Linked DNA regions of Mus musculus: region 1 is linked to region 2. Evidence: chromatin loops called from intact Hi-C (ENCODE). Cell type or tissue: left cerebral cortex. All regions are shown on one strand. Links, peaks and the distances in the headings refer to the core of each region. The heading gives the core; the rest is flanking DNA.

What was found. Peaks named below come from ENCODE experiments on the same cell type or tissue, not always from the same donor. Only the 100,000 strongest peaks of a DNase experiment are listed, where the experiment ranks them.
Region 1: it touches region 2 in a loop (3-fold over the local background); 2 of 42 quality-filtered maps call a loop at or near these places.

Annotation. Positions count from the first base shown.
Region 1 is chr8:66,863,897-66,871,790 of GRCm38, reverse strand. It overlaps Naf1 (nuclear assembly factor 1 ribonucleoprotein), which reads right to left. Exons shown (of 8, transcript NM_001163564.1): 2 at 7,091-7,253. Among named protein-coding and RNA genes, the nearest start is that of Naf1, 7.6 kb to the right of the region's middle. In left cerebral cortex, for the core only: no CTCF peak of the experiment used is centred there; a DNase peak (open chromatin) is centred at 3,914.
Region 2 is chr8:67,176,164-67,184,057 of GRCm38, reverse strand. No RefSeq gene overlaps it. Among named protein-coding and RNA genes, the nearest start is that of Gm24274, 33 kb to the left of the region's middle. In left cerebral cortex, for the core only: no CTCF peak of the experiment used is centred there; DNase peaks (open chromatin) are centred at 2,125 and 3,875; H3K27ac peaks cover 779 bases.

The DNA of each region.
Region 1 (7,894 bases), core at 1,513-6,512, 310 kb after region 2:
CTGAGAGTTCAAGGCCAGAGGCCAGTCAGAGCTACATAATGAGCCGCTGCCTCAGAAACAGACAGCAAACAAACAAAAACAAAAAACAAAAACACAAAAACTCTGCGAAAGAAAGACTCAAAACTCAACTATAAAACTTAATTAAAATTATATTTCAGTATGAAAAAAAATCTTTTTTTTCCCCACGTGGAAGAGGTTTTATTGGAAGGAGAGACAAACAAAGTAGTGGCAGAGAGAGAAGAGGGGGAGAAAGACTGAGGAAGGGGTGTTCGCCTTATTTATATGGAAAATGACGTAACATGTAAAGGTGGGAAGTGAGCCAAGTGAATGCTGGGAAGATGGTACCTATGGAAAAAAATCTTAAAACAAACTCTAAGCATTATCTCTGGTTACCTGAGACTGTACATATCATTTAAGATCTTACATAAAACTAAGAGAAAAGGTACAATGACTGCCTCACATCACGTATCTAAAATGTTTAAAGGTGTCTTTAAAAAAACAACTCAGTTTAGAACTACCAACATCAGCTGTGCGGATGAGAAAGGAACAAATGGTCATTTGTGAGTTCCCAGTGACTGAGACTACAACTGCAATGGGTAGAATCACCCTGTCTTGGGTAGTGTGTTCAGCCCTGACACCTGACACAGCAAGGCAAGTTGCCTTCTCTTTCTATATAGGCCTACTGCTTACCACACAGCACCCCTCTGAAACTGTCACTAATTCTATTACTCTTTCAACTTAAATGTATCCTCACACTTTAGCTAGACAAACATGTCAGGTAAAGTAAGAACATGGAATGGTTCCATATAATTATATTCATAAGCATGTACATACACTGGAAATGAAAGGATGCTATAGTACATAAAAACCTTCATTGGACGCTTAGCAAATCATTCATTTTACTGCCTTGAATAACTACGTGTGGTACTAGAGCCCAGGACCCTGTGGGTGCTGAAGCAGGTGCTTTATCACAGTACATCTCCAGCATGCTGCATATGGGCTATATGGAACCACCTGTACAGTGAAAGACATATTCTTCCTTTAAAAAATTCTGACTACTGCATAACATCAAATACTAATGAAATATCATCTTCCTCTGAGTCTATAAGACACTGCTAAATATCAGGCACTGTGACAAGTTTCATTAGTATCCAGGCTAGATTGTAGTAAATTCCAAATCTACCCAGAATCGTAAACTTAAAGAAGCTTTTCCCTATATTTAGGAGAAAATGATAATTAAGTCGGACTCTGGAAAACACATATTAACTTAAGAATGATTAGTGTAGACCACAGTACAATTTCACAGGAGTTGAGACATCAGGCCGGTGTGAAATAGTTCTAACCACCTGAAGTAGCCCAGGTATTTCTTTCCTTCATGTGAAGATGTTTTAGACATGGCTGCATGATGATCTAGCAAAATTGGGTGAATATGTGTCCTCAACCTAAATACAAAGTACATCTCTAAATAAATAAATGGATGAATGAAGAAATAAATAAATAAATAAATAAATAAATGAAGGCAATCTTGGTGAGAAAGTTAAATTTCTCATCAACTGCTGACCAACATTTAACATTTTCTGGTCATGCTGCACCATATGCATGAACATACATGATTATCCCTACTGAATACTGCACATAAGCATTAAATTCACAATTTCCAGATAAGAAAATAAGCAACCAGGTATAAAATTTATTTCTAGTTCATAGCTTGAAACATTGGCATCCCTATTGTTTTTATTAATTTACATTTTCAATTACATTTGATTGATTTGAATGAAGACTTAAGAGTAGAAGTTTCTGGAAAAAATTTTCAAAAAGAATCTTAATTTTCTATTTCAGTGACACACAATCAATGCTGTGGGGCTTAACCTGACTCTAAAGCTGTCTCCTCCCCCCAGCCTTCAGCAGGCTGGCTCAGACCTGGCTTGCCACAGTTGCTAGCCCACCTAGGGTGGACTCTTTCCACCTAGATAAAGTCTATTGTCCTGCCACAACTGCAGTTTCCAAGGGGCCACTACCTGGTGAGAGGCTGAACCGGTTCTCCTGACACTGTCCTGACAAAGCAGAAATCCTGACAAAGCAAAGAGATGGTGTGGTGGGGGATGGGTAACCTCCCTTTATAAGCTCAGACTCATAAGTAAACATTAGGCCTTGATCAGAAACTTGTCTTGGTCTTGTTATTTCTCTTGCCACCTTTCCCATCCAAACCCCATCTTTCCTTTCAGGAACCCAGGAACCCACCCCACAGCTGCTGGCAGCTACATAAGGCTACAATGCATATGCTGGTTTACATTTGTGCAGGTTCTGCAGCAACCTCTCCATATTCTAAGGTATATGCTGAAGAAATGCAATGAGTCAAATCACACATCAGAGCCTGTAATTATGACATCATCAACAGGGCCAATTAGGGTTCCCTTTTCAGTTCCTCTATGGTTAACATTAAGGGTGCTCAACCTATAGCCAGATAACTGAGCTCTAGTTTTCAAACAATAGGAAAAAGACTTAAGGAGGCAGAGACAGCATTCTTGCTTGAAAGCAGCCTGAAGGGAAGAGGATGTTCTGCAAATGTGAAGAGATCACTCCTCAAAGATGAACACTTTAAAAGCAAATAGGACATAAAATTGCACTAAACTGGGCATGCCCATGATCCAGACATTCCTAACACCCAAAACTGAAAGCTGCCATTCATTAACTGTTTAGAGCATTTAGCAAACACAACTAATTTTTTTCTCAATTTCATTAGATATGAAATTAATCAACTGCTTATATCAAGCTCTCCACACTGAGACATGCTAACACTGCGGAAGAGTTCACAGTCTACAGCATATAGTTAGAGCAAAGAGGGAACACTTCCCAGAACAATAGATTGCTACTTATTAAACAAAAGCAAAAACATAATGTTTTGGCCCAAAATTAAAGAAACAAAACATTAGCCAATTAACAAGAAAATGCCACATTTAGAGCCAGGGATAGAGGCATCCATAAAGCTATGATGAACGTTCAATCCAAAGGTGAGCACAGGAAGGCAATATGGAAAGACAAAATCACACACCTTCCGTTGAAGATAAAAGAATATCCAAGAGGCACAGAAATAATGGCCTAATTAATAGCTGCCTTAGGCTATTCCCGTGGCTTTCCAACTCAAGTTTACAATAAATCTTTCAGTTCTCTTTGGTAAGTCAAGTCTAACAACACTAATTCCATCCTTAGTTTAGCATCACAATCACTTCCAAGTACTTGCATCTACCAGTTAACACTGACACTCCAAGAGCTCAGTATCCCTTACTTGTCAGAAAACTATCCCAATAACCCAATACCCACTCTCCTCCAAATACACACGTGTAACTGCCTGTTGCTACTTTGTGGGTTCTTTTTTCTTCTACCCTTCATTGCTTTTCTTCCACCCTTTCAATCCCCTAATACTAGAAAAGATGGAAAAAGAGAGGAAAAAAAAAAGGTAAAAGATCCCTGAATGAAATCAAGGGTCAGAAAGGAGGCAATGTTATATTTAGGCTATTTCCTGGTAATTAGGGGCCTCGAGTTCCTTGGGGCAAGTTTGATCTTCACTGTCAGGATATCTGGTTTCTTCTTAACACACGACAATGAATAACCCAGTCCACCTCTAGTGGCTCTAGCATTTATATACCCTCTGTACCTGGCAAAATCATGCCTCAACTCCCAGCCAGAGCACAAGGCAAATCCCAGTCAACTGCTGTGGAGAATCTTTAACAGCACCATATCCCACACCTGGGATTAGAATGAAAACACATTATTATAATATTTCTGTGTTGTTTTTTTTTTAAAGAAACCAAAACTCCAAAACTGTCACTACACACATTCACACTCCCCTCCTGCCAAGCGGCTCACAGGCACTCCCACGACCACTAGGAGCCCACACACCTCTCAAGTTTTCACTTTCCTACATTCTCACCTCCTACAGACTTACCCACACAAACAGGGATGACCATGAGACTCATGTCCAAGCAAACTCAATATGCATTCCATTGACTCCATTATTCGTTCAAGACTGTGTAACCAGGTGTACATAGCTGTTTTAATCCCTCATTAAAAAAATGCATATTGGTGGACAAACTGCCACCCTTACAGAAGAATACAGAGGCAGGCAGAGCAGGAAAGATGCTGAGGTCTTATCATCCTTGGAATTCAGCTACTCATTTTCTCTAATTTTTTTCCCCCTCAAGATACTCTCCTGTCTTGAACTTTTTAATCCTTTCAGAGTCATTAATAGATCCTTACAGAGTTAGAGATTTAGGGCAAACCAGAAAATTATAATGTCTCTCTCCACTACCTCTAGCAACAAAGCAGCAAGCAGTATTTTTTCCTTCTTAATGCTATTCATGTAAATATATGTTAATATCCAATAAAAAATCCATTCATTTTAAAATTAAAAACTTGCTGGATATGATGTGAGTGTACTTTTAATCTGAGAACTCAGTAAGCAGAGACAGGCAGATCTCTATGAGTTTGAGGCCAGCCTGGTCTACATAATAAATTCCAGGACAGTCCAAGGGTATGTAGAGAAACCCTGTCTCAAAAACCTAAATAAATAGGGGCAGTAAATAAGGGCTGAAGAGATGGTTAAGAGCACTGGGTGCTCTTCCAGAGGACCTGGATTCAATTCCCAGCACGGACATGGCAGCTCACACCTGTCTGCAACTCCAGTTCCAGGGCTTCTGATTCCCCCAAACAGACATACATGTAGGCAAACACCAATGAACATAAAACATACGTAAATTATGTACTAAAAACACCAAACTAACTAAAAACTGTAAGTGCCTCTCTTAGGGTTTCATTGCTGAGGCAGGGCAACACGACCAAGACAACTCTTATAAAAGAAAACATTAATTTAGGCTGGCTTACACAGGCGCAGAGGTTTACTTGATTGCGATCCTGACACACAGCATGACAGTGTGAGCTGAGAATTCTACATCTTGATCCAAAGGCAGACAGGAGGAGCCTGTTTTCTGCATTGGGTGCTGTTTGAGCTTATATAGGAGACCTCAAAGACACCCTCCAAAGTGACACACTTCCTCCAACAAGTCCATACACCTAATAGTGCACTCCCTATGGGCCAAGTATTCAAACGCATGACTCTATGGGGCCATTCCTAATCAAACCACCACAGTGCCTCTTACATCTTTTTCAAAAAAAATCTCTTAGAAATGTCACAAAAAGGAACACACTGGTCACTGTTCTAAGTTTTAAAGGACAGCAATGTACTCATAAGGGAAAAAAATTCACAGAACTCCTAGCAATTAAATTTGTCTTTGCTCTATTTAGTATCTTTCCATTAGATAAAAAGTAGGGACTCGTTGGTTTTGTTTCAATCAAGAACCTGGCAAATGTTACAGGTATGTTACAATTTCTTAAAAGAACCAATAAAGAAAAGGCACCTATTCACATTCATCCTGTAATCATTACTACCATTGCCGGTGAACCTACCATTAGGGTCATCAGGGTCAACTACTTCATGGTACCAGGGAGATGCAAAAATCAGTTATAAACTCAGTCCTCAAATAACAAAGCCTGTGTGGCCAAAGACCTGGTCTCATTTCTCATCAATGTCTACAGTATTCTATTTAGAAACCTCCACCACACACACACAGAGTAAGACTTTGTGTTAAATTCAAAGGACTCCCCCAATGTTAAAAATTCACTCAATAAGGCAAATCAAACCATATGATAAATCTCCCTACTTGCCGGTTTTATAATCTGCGAACTTCTGAAAGGTCATCAGAATACAGGTAAAACAAACACCAGGTTTCCTTGTACTTTTTAGAAAATACTTGATTCTGAGCCTTTGTTTGCCAGAACCCATCATGAACTAATAACAAATAAACCATGGCACACTAATCCAAAAGCCTACAATGTTGAGCCTACATAAAACAAAATACTTTACTATGAACAATAAGTAATATTGGTAGAATCCAGCCAAGAAATACACAGCCTTAAGGTTTCATCTTAAACTAGTCACCAATTTAGTCTTTTACACTCATTACAGGTAATGATTACCAAACTTTTAAGAAGTATTGATAATAACTCATGTACAGACTAGACCAAATCCAAGCAATTTAGCCTGACTCTAATACCTGAGACTATCCTCTGGAACTACAGATTTACACACTGTAAGATAAAATAATCCCACAGAATGTTATGCCAGCCATCTCAATGAGGTGCCAATATTACTTGTTTCCCAACTGTGAGTTTTAAAATAATGAATATAAGGTTTCAAGTGACTAGGTAACCTAAAAAGCTTACAACACAATTAATAAACATAGTGAATTTTGCATTCTAATTCTCTAAATGGAATGAATTTCAAAGGTTTCAATTACTTTGGAAGAAACTTTCTGACTTGTGGGCCAAGAGCAGCAACAAAAAAAAAAAAAAAAAGGAATGCCATGAACTCCAAAAGGAACTGTCTTAGTCAGGGTTTCCACTGCTTCCATCCATCACCATGACAAAAGCAAGTCAGAGAGAAAGGGCTTACACTTCCTAACACCATTTCGGGACAGGAACTCACACAGGGCAGGAACCTGGAGGAAGGAGCTGAAGCAGAAGCCATGGATGGGGTGCTGCTTACTAGCTTGCTTTCCTTGACTGGCTCTGCCTATTTTCTTATAGAACCCAGAATCACACACCCAAGGATTGCACCACCCACAATGGACTGGGTCCTCCCCAACTGACTATTAATTGAAAAAAATGCTTATAGCTGGGTCTCATGGAGGAGTTTCCTCAACTAAGACTCCTTCCTCTCTGATGATTCTAGCTTGTGTCAAGTTGACAGAAAAGGACACAAAACAATATGACACAAAAGCCAGTACAGTATTTTCCACATTGTTTTGGTAGTGCTAGAGAATGAACACAGAGCTTTAGGTTTCTCATGCATGCTAGTGGTCCTACATCCAGCCTAGAAAGTATTCTAAAGATTTGAAAACAAGTAAGCCACCAAAGTGAAGCCAATGCTTCAACAGTTAAGTATCAAGTGTCAGGGTTAGAAGCAGCCCATCAGAGGTACATGCAAAAAGCCAAGAGGAGGTACATTTTCGGAACAATCAATGTAAGTACTTACATTAAGAAGCAATTCATCTTTTGTTTTAAGAGGAAAATTCTTATTTTCTTTCTCAAGTTGAAAATCCTCATCTCCATCTGACAACACAGGAGGAAATGATACACAGGATGAAGATGAAGAGGACGACGAAGAGGAGGAGCTGGAGCTATCTGAATCTGTTTCACTATAGAGGAAAAGTTGAAAACTTGGTCAAGTACTATTATGATTAAAATAAAACCTTGTTCCAAGTAGGAAACTAACATTTCAAACTGACTTTGTTGGTGGGATATTAGTTTGTTGTTTGTTCTGGTTTTTCAAGACAATGTTTCTCCTTGGACCCTAGCTGTCCTGGAAGTCCCTCTGTACACCAGGCTGGCCTCCAACTCACAGATATCTGCCTGCCTCTGCCTCCTAAGTGCTAGAATTAAAGATGTACACCACAGCACCCAGATTATTTTGTTTATTTTTAAATCCTTGACTTAAAACAAGAACAGAACTCATTTGGATGAAAGGCCATGAGAAAGTCAGGGTAACACTGGGATGAAGGATAATTGTGGGGAGAGGCCATTTTTGACATTGGCTATATAACTACTAAAGTTATACAAAACCTAAGCCCTTTCTGGCCTAACAGTACCTTGTTATAAATCTCTACAAATAATAATCAAGCATGTGACAATCAGTAACTAATGGTAACTCTAGGCCAAGTACCTGTCTGATTCACTTATGAAGGAGACTAGTTAATGAGTTTCTTCTCACCTTGGAATGCTTCAAAGTTGCCATGGTGACCACTCAACCCTGAAAACTTTTTTGGCTTGACTCAACTAG
Region 2 (7,894 bases), core at 1,582-6,581:
AATATAGTGTGGAAGACAGCCAGCCTGTTCAGATGATGGAAGTTGGTTTTACTGAGACAAACACTAACCGGTCTAATTTGATGTTTGGTTAAAAAAAAAAAGTTACTTAAAATTGCATCTCTCAAATTTTTCTAAGCTGTTGAAAATTATTAGTGCATTTAATTTTTAACAGTATATGGGGACTATAGTCATAGTCACTAAACAGATATGAAAGTCCAGAAACTTAAGTAAACTGTCCAAGTTCATAGATCTAGTAAATGATAAGCTGGAGATCGGTTGTAGGAAAAGGAGATCCAGGAGACAGAAAGAAGGAAGAGGGATGGTTAGAGACATTGACAGAAGTGGGAGACAGAGAGGGAGGGAGGGAGGGAAGAAAGAGGGAAGGAGGAAGAGGTGGAAAGACAGAGAAAGAGACATGCACACACACACACACACACACGCACACACATGAGAGAGAGAGGGAGAGGGAGAGAGAGAGAGAGAGAGAGAGAGAGAGAGAGAGAGAGAGAGAGAGAGGTTAAGTTTTCTAGGTCACAGAAATGTGGAAATAAGAAAACCCATTTGTCTGCATGGGTCCTATACATATTTAATGGTTAGGAATAAGGCAAGAAAGACAAGATTATGAGAGAAAATCCAAAGTAGGTGGACTGAATATGTTGCCTGGTATTAAAGTACATTCTTCATATGTGTGAGGGCTGGGGTTTAATCACTGGGGTGAGAGGTCTGGAGAGTAGTACTTATATTCCTGTTAAGAGTGAAAGGACAAAAACTGACACAGCTGCATGCATATATGTATAATATATATGTATAGGTATATGTGTATATGTGTATATATATATATATATATATATATATATATATATATATATATATATATGTGTGTGTGTGTGTGTGTGTGTGTGTGTGTGTGTGTGTGTGTGTGTATGTGTGTGTATATATATATGTATGTATATGGGTATGATATTTAGGGTAAAACTTTGATCAGGCTTTTGACAGAAATTAGAAGCTCAAAACTACAGGCTTGTGTTGTGACTTCCAACAGGCCTTAGAGGTGCTATGTTTCACTGGGACACCTCCTCCATGTGCTAGAGAAAGCCAAAATGATTTGCCCCTGTTCCCATGAAATATACCCGCTTTGTGGTCTAGCCTAGGGAAAAATGGAGGTTGGTTTCTAGACATTACCTAGGAATAAACATGTCATCTACCTCATATCAAAGATTGCATGTCCATGGCCTCATGAACCACAATCCGTTGTGCTGTGGTTTCATTAGTGCTTGTGTTCTGCACAGTGGGTCATAAATTTCCATTGTTTTTACTGTGCTAAAAATGATAAAACATACTGCTTTCTATTGTTCCAATTTCTGTATGTCTGATGGAAGAGCAGACAGGCAGTTGTTGAATAGTTCTGTAAAAATCTAAATAAGAGCTAAGCTTGGTAACTAATCAAGTCTAAAAGATTACTAACATCACTGTAGATACACTCTGTACCAGACCAAGAGTAGGAAATTTTAAATTTTTCATGAGAAGGCTTTAGAGTTCCCATGGCTGATCTCATGCACAGATTATTTATTTTTAATAAAGCAGTGAAAGTCACAAGGGGAAATAGAAACATCAAAAGTGAATACTTCTTATGAAAGGGAAAGAACTAAACAATACTTGGAAGTCACAAAGTAAAGAATCTAGATAGTCATCTCGTCAGAAAAACGTGTCAGTCACACACATCTGCTCTTTCCCAGCCATGACTGCTATCAGAGCTAGTATAGGGCTGACTTTCTCTTAGATACCAAGCTAGACCCATGAACCTAAGCAGTGGCTAAGATAGCTTCAGAAGATTTGTGCATAGAGCTGGAAACGGTATCTTGAAAGCAGATCCTCTCTGGTTCACAGTTCTGCACATCTTGCAAACTGAGACCCAGTCTTCTCAGAGACATTAATTTCCCAGCAGACCAAAGGATAGATTTAGCCACAATAAAAGATATGGATTCCATATGCTCAGTGTTCCTCTTATCTAATGCAGTCTGCTGGATGTGTAGGCGGCTCCTGGTCCTTCTCATTACTATCCTGTGGGTATTTCACTGGGGTGGCTGACGTCAATGCTGGTTGCTGTTTTGGGTATGAATAATGTAGTGTCTTTTGTTTCTAAAAAAAAAAGCGTCATGTCTATAAGACCACACTGGCTAACTTAGCTTTACAGTCGAGTAAAATGCCAGCCGCTTCACAGGTCTTGATGCACAGATGTTGGCTTAGAGAATGCCCAGGATGCAAATGAATCTACTAGAATAGAGCTGTGTCCACAGCTTATTTTAGCACCCTTATTTGATGGTGTATAACTAGAAGCTCTGGCAAATTGTCGGAATACATCTTTGCACCTCAGCACTTATAAGGGAATGTTGGAAATAGCCACATTAAAATTGACCTTTCTCCAGTCAGTTATTTTAAATGGAAAACTCACAGTAGATAGATAATGACAATATAAACAGTTCTTCTTACTTTTCTGTTTATTTGTGGACAGAACATATTCCTCAAAATACTTTAGTAACTATTGAAAAATATTCTCTAAATGAAGGCCTGAGAAAAAGGATACATCTCTATTCACAATGTGCTAACAATGTTCATAAGTTAGTGTTTCATAAAATATGTCAAAGCTAACTGTGTCCTAGAAGCATCTCACAGTAGGTGTTTTGGGCATGGAAATGTCAGAACAATAGGGCACCAAATTACAAAATGCTTAGCTTTACTTTCTGGACAGGAAAATGTCTTGAGCGTGAACACCAGTGTTATTTACAATTACTGAAATCTGTCACAATAACTTTCAGGAAAATTATAGATGTTTTTTATTCAGTACCATTAAATACTCAGAATCTAATTAACTCTAAATGTTGTCAGTCGGTTTTTTTCCTTTATTCTATTTAGCTGTCTATTAGATTTAAGCCATGATATCATAACATCAGAAAAGTCTCTAAAATTTTAATAAAGCTACTCTGTATATCAAGGCTTTATATGCCCCATGCTACTTAATCCCTAACTCTACATAATACTATTAAGCCCTCTGAGGTAGGCATTAAAGGATAATCACATCTTTCAATGAAGGTTTTCAAAGTATGTTTCTCCATCATTGTTGGTTGTCACAGTCGGATGAAAGCTAATCTAACAAGTCTGGATGCATTAAACAGCCTTCACATTGATCAGGGTTTGCTGGACCATTGTTTAATGGTTTCTCTTAAGTGTATGAACTTGTTTGTGAATAATTGTAGGTTAACCGTATGGCAAAGAATTTGGGAACTATGTAATTTAATAATCACAATAAAACTGGTCTAATGTGTGCATTTGTGTGTGTGTGTGCTCACACAATGCCTTCATCTTATAAATTAAAACAGATTTTGGATAAATCATGAGTTATTTCATACGCTTATACAGTGGACATCAAAGAGGTTAAATTTTATATGTCATGATGGAACTGAGGGAAGAGCTGAAGCATGTGTCAGACACCCTGTTCAAATACCGGGAAACACCAAACATGACTTTTAAATTTTGTAACATAAAACAAATGTAGTCATCATACAAATATTGCTAAAATTTTGGAGACAAACAAGCTCCTTGGCATTTGGTTGAAATCACAAAGTGATAGCTTATAGCCAGGAGAATGGGAAGGTACTGTAATCAGAGTGGATTTGAAAACTGCTTTTCTTTCTGCACTGTTCCTTCCTCTACTCATTGTCCATATTTTTCCTCATTACGCAGTCAAGCCTTAATGTAAGAGGGGAATTTTGAAGCAATCAAATGCATCTCCTTCAACTTGATTATTCTTTGTCTTTCTAAATCCAATTAAAAATTACAATTCCATGAAAGCTCCTGGACAGAAATCAATGCAGGAAATGAGCCAGCGGGGTATGCTGGATCTTTGCAGGTGAGGCTCTTGCCAATAAAACACAGCATTTGAAATAAGGGAAGAGAAGTGCAGACTGCAGTTCCTCACATACCAGTGCCTTTGCAAGTTAGAAAGGCAAACAGCATAGCAGAGAAAGATCCCAGAAAATACTATAGAGGAAAGACAGTCCAATAGGAGGAACAAGGCTAAAGTATGTGTACTGGCTGGTTTTGTGTCAACTTGACACAGCTGGTGTTATCACAGAGAAAGGAGCTTCAGTTGAGGAAATGCCTCCATGAGATCCAACTGTAAGGCATTTTCTCAATTAGTGATCAAGGAGGAAAGGACCCTTGTGTGGGACCATCTCTGGGCTGGTAGTCTTGGTTCTATAAGAAAGCAGGCTGAGCAAGCCAGGTGAGGCAAGCCAGTAAAGAACATCCCTCCACGGCCTCTGCATCAGCTCCTGCTTCCTAACCTGCTTTGAGTTCCAGTCCTGACTTCCTTGGTGATAAACAGCAGTATGCAATTGTAAGCCGAATAAACCCTTTCCTCCCCAATTTGCTTCTTGGTCATGATGTTTGTGCTGGAATAGAAACCCTGACTAAGACAAATTGGAACCAGCATAGTGGGCTATTCCTGTGACAACCTGACCATGTTTTGGGGAGGATTGTTGTAGGACTTTGGAACTCTGGGTTTGAAATTCATTCGTTGTGAAGAGCTCTATCAGATGTTGTGTAAGAGCTTGGAAGATAATGTTGAGAACAGTGCAGAAGATGGAGGTCTGGCTTGTTGTGGGGAGCGGGTGTGGCGGCAGTCCCAAAGGCGCCAGGGACTGCAGCTAAGTCATATGACTTGCACCTGACTTCCTCATATAAGACACAAACATCTTGAGTGCTGCGCAGGTGTACCAGGATACAGGTGAATCCATTTTGATGGAGATTTGCCCCTGCTGCCCTGATTAGCTGAAGCTGCGTGCCTGGTGAGGTGGCGTGGCCTGCTGTGCGTGGATGTGAACTGAGAGTATAAAAGAGTGAGAGGCCCAGGGTTCGGGGGAGATATAAAAACAAGGGAGATATAAAAACGAGGGCGATATATAAACAAGGGAGATATAAAAACAAGAGAGATATAAAAACAAGGGAGGGAGATATAAACAAGGGAGATATGGAGAAAGAAGAAACAGGACTGAATAAACGTGTGCAGAAGGATCCTGTAGCAGCGTCGTTCTTCCTGGCCAGTTGAGCGCGCGCAACAAGTGGTGCCGAAACCCGGGAACAAGAAACATCTTCAGGCAAGAGCGAAGACCCCCTGCTACAGGGAGGATTCAGAACTGCATCACGAGGAAGGAGTGGTTAATAAAGTGTTCCCGTAAAACAGACTGTTGAGAAGGATCCGGCGTGGATTCAGAACTCTTCAGCTGGGGAACGGTACTGATGAAGAGAAAGAAGAAAGATGAGGACTGAATAAACTGCTGTTAGAAGGACTGGTGGTCGCGTCGTTCTTGCTGGTCTAGAGCGGATGCGACAATTGGTGGCCCGTACGGGGAACCGACTCCCCCACCGAGTTCAGAACTTTCAGCAGTCAGTGGTTGCCGGCAGGGTAAGTTCACAGTGAGTGAAACTTGGGACCCCAGGAGTTTGGGAAGGACCTCGATAAAATAGAGGTGAGCATAAAGTTGCCAGGAAGTAGGCACAAAGTAACCCAGGAGTTTGGGAAGGACCTCGGATAAAATAGAGGCAAGCATAAAGTTGCCAGGAAGTAGGCACAAAGTAACCCAGGAGTTTGGGAAGGACCTCCGATAAAATAGAGGCGAATATAACGTTGCCAGGAAGCAGGTACAAGGTAACTAAAGGTTCATGGCTTTGGGACAAGTTAAGGTTCCTGGTTTTGGGACAAGTTAAGGTTCCCGGTTTGGGGACAAGTTAAGGAACTATGATAACCTCAGTGTAGTGATCAATAGATCCTCGCTGTGTAGTTATGCTTTTTTCTCCCATTGACCCTTTGTGGGTAGGTCTGATAGTTTTGGTCTTGTTTGTTCTGATATATGGACTCTGTTACTGTTTGAAACTGTGTGTAGAGGCAGTCAAGACAGGTCAGAAAATCCTTATAGAGCAACAAGAAAGTATGTCAGAAGAGGAAAAGGGCTTAAAAAGAAAAAGGAAAAAGAAAGGAGACACAATGTTATCAGGTGGACAGAAAGGACAGGACAACAGAGTCGAGGCGGAGGAGGAGGTGAATTAGCTTCTGCTCCCCCTCCCTATGCCTCCTCGTCAGCCATCTATGGGCAGACCTTCTGTCCGGAGGTCTGGAAAGAGGATAGATTCTCCTTGCTGGGATGTCCTATTTTCACTGATCAAGCTAAATTTGCATGGGATAGAGATATGCTGCTTGATCAAGGTCGATTTGCACAACAACAGACAGGATATCCAGTGCAGGTGTTTGAGCAGGTGAATCAGATTGCCATAAGGGCACGGAAATCATTGCCCAACAGAGGGGAAGCTAGTGAAAACTTGACTCTCATATTGACTCCCCAGATGAACACACAGGTGATTGAGGTTATGGTCTCATCACCACGAGGTATTGTGTCCATCTCCCCTGGGATCGACCAGATCAGGTGTTGATGTGGGCAAGAGGGTCTGTTTGTGTGTTTCCACAGGACCAGATGGAACCTCTTTGGGTGCCGGAGAGATTGGTGAGACGCTGCAAGAATGAGGCTCCTGATCCAGTTGCCCCTGTGGATGTGGTGGATGATCCCACAAGCACAAAGGATGGAGCCGAGATGAGAGATACTTTCGGTATTCCAGAAGCCGATACCAGCTCAACATGACATTCAAATTTTTCTATGCCTTTTTGATCCCTGAATTCCCCTTAAAGAGATAGCCCCGCTGGCCATCTATCCCTTGCTTCAGGGAAGATGAGCGGGGATGAGAGCCCTGGGATGTATGCTTGTTATAGTGTGTGCGTGTTGTGTGTTTGGCACATGTGTTAGGTGCAGAGTGTGCGGGTCCGCACTTTTGCCATGGTAGCGTAGGCTTTTGCTGCAGTGGAGGCGGGACAATCTCCTCAGATTCGGTTTGCCGCTCTAAAAGAAATTATGCTGCGTTATGCCGTGGGGTGCGAGGCTAAGCACTGCACAGAGGATAGCTTGCTGTTGGCATCCTGTGGAAGGCATGTCTGATTGCATGAAGGTTCAGTGTCCTAGTTCCCTTCCCCCAGGAAAAACGACACGGGAGCTGGCCAAGACCTCTCTGGGTGATGAGCCTAAGGGATGGTTTTGTGTAGGGCCCCTATGCTTGCACACTGGGGATCAGACCTCTACCTTCACCCATGAGGCTTGCTTGCAGCAATTAAGATCTGGCCATAAGTTAATTAACATCCTGGCCTTTTGATGCACCTGCCACAAGCAAAACAAAATCTCCCCAGGTGTGGCTTGGCATGATAGAGAGGTAGTCAGTGATAAGACTCCCTGGGCATGTCACCAACCTAAGACAGGGATCAAACCAATGCTGTTTGTCTCCCAAAGACAGGTAAGGGGCATGGTTGCGAGGGGCTATCTACAGACATTCTCTCTGCCAAAAAAGAAAAAAGGGGGAATTGTGGGGAGCGGGTGTGGCGGCAGTCCCAAAGGCGCCAGGGACTGCAGCTAAGTCATATGACTTGCACCTGACTTCCTCATATAAGACACAAACATCTTGAGTGCTGCGCAGGTGTACCAGGATACAGGTGAATCCATTTTGATGGAGATTTGCCCCTGCTGCCCTGATTAGCTGAAGCTGCGTGCCTGGTGAGGTGGCGTGGCCTGCTGTGCGTGGATGTGAACTGAGAGTATAAAAGAGTGAGAGGCCCAGGGTTCGGGGGAGATATAAAAACAAGGGAGATATAAAAACAAGAGAGATATAAAAACAAGGGAGGGAGATATAAACAAGGGAGATATGGAGAAAGAAGAAACAGGACTGAATAAACGTGTGCAGAAGGATCCTGTAGCAGCGTCGTTCTTCCTGGCCAGTTGAGCGCGCGCAACAGCTTGTG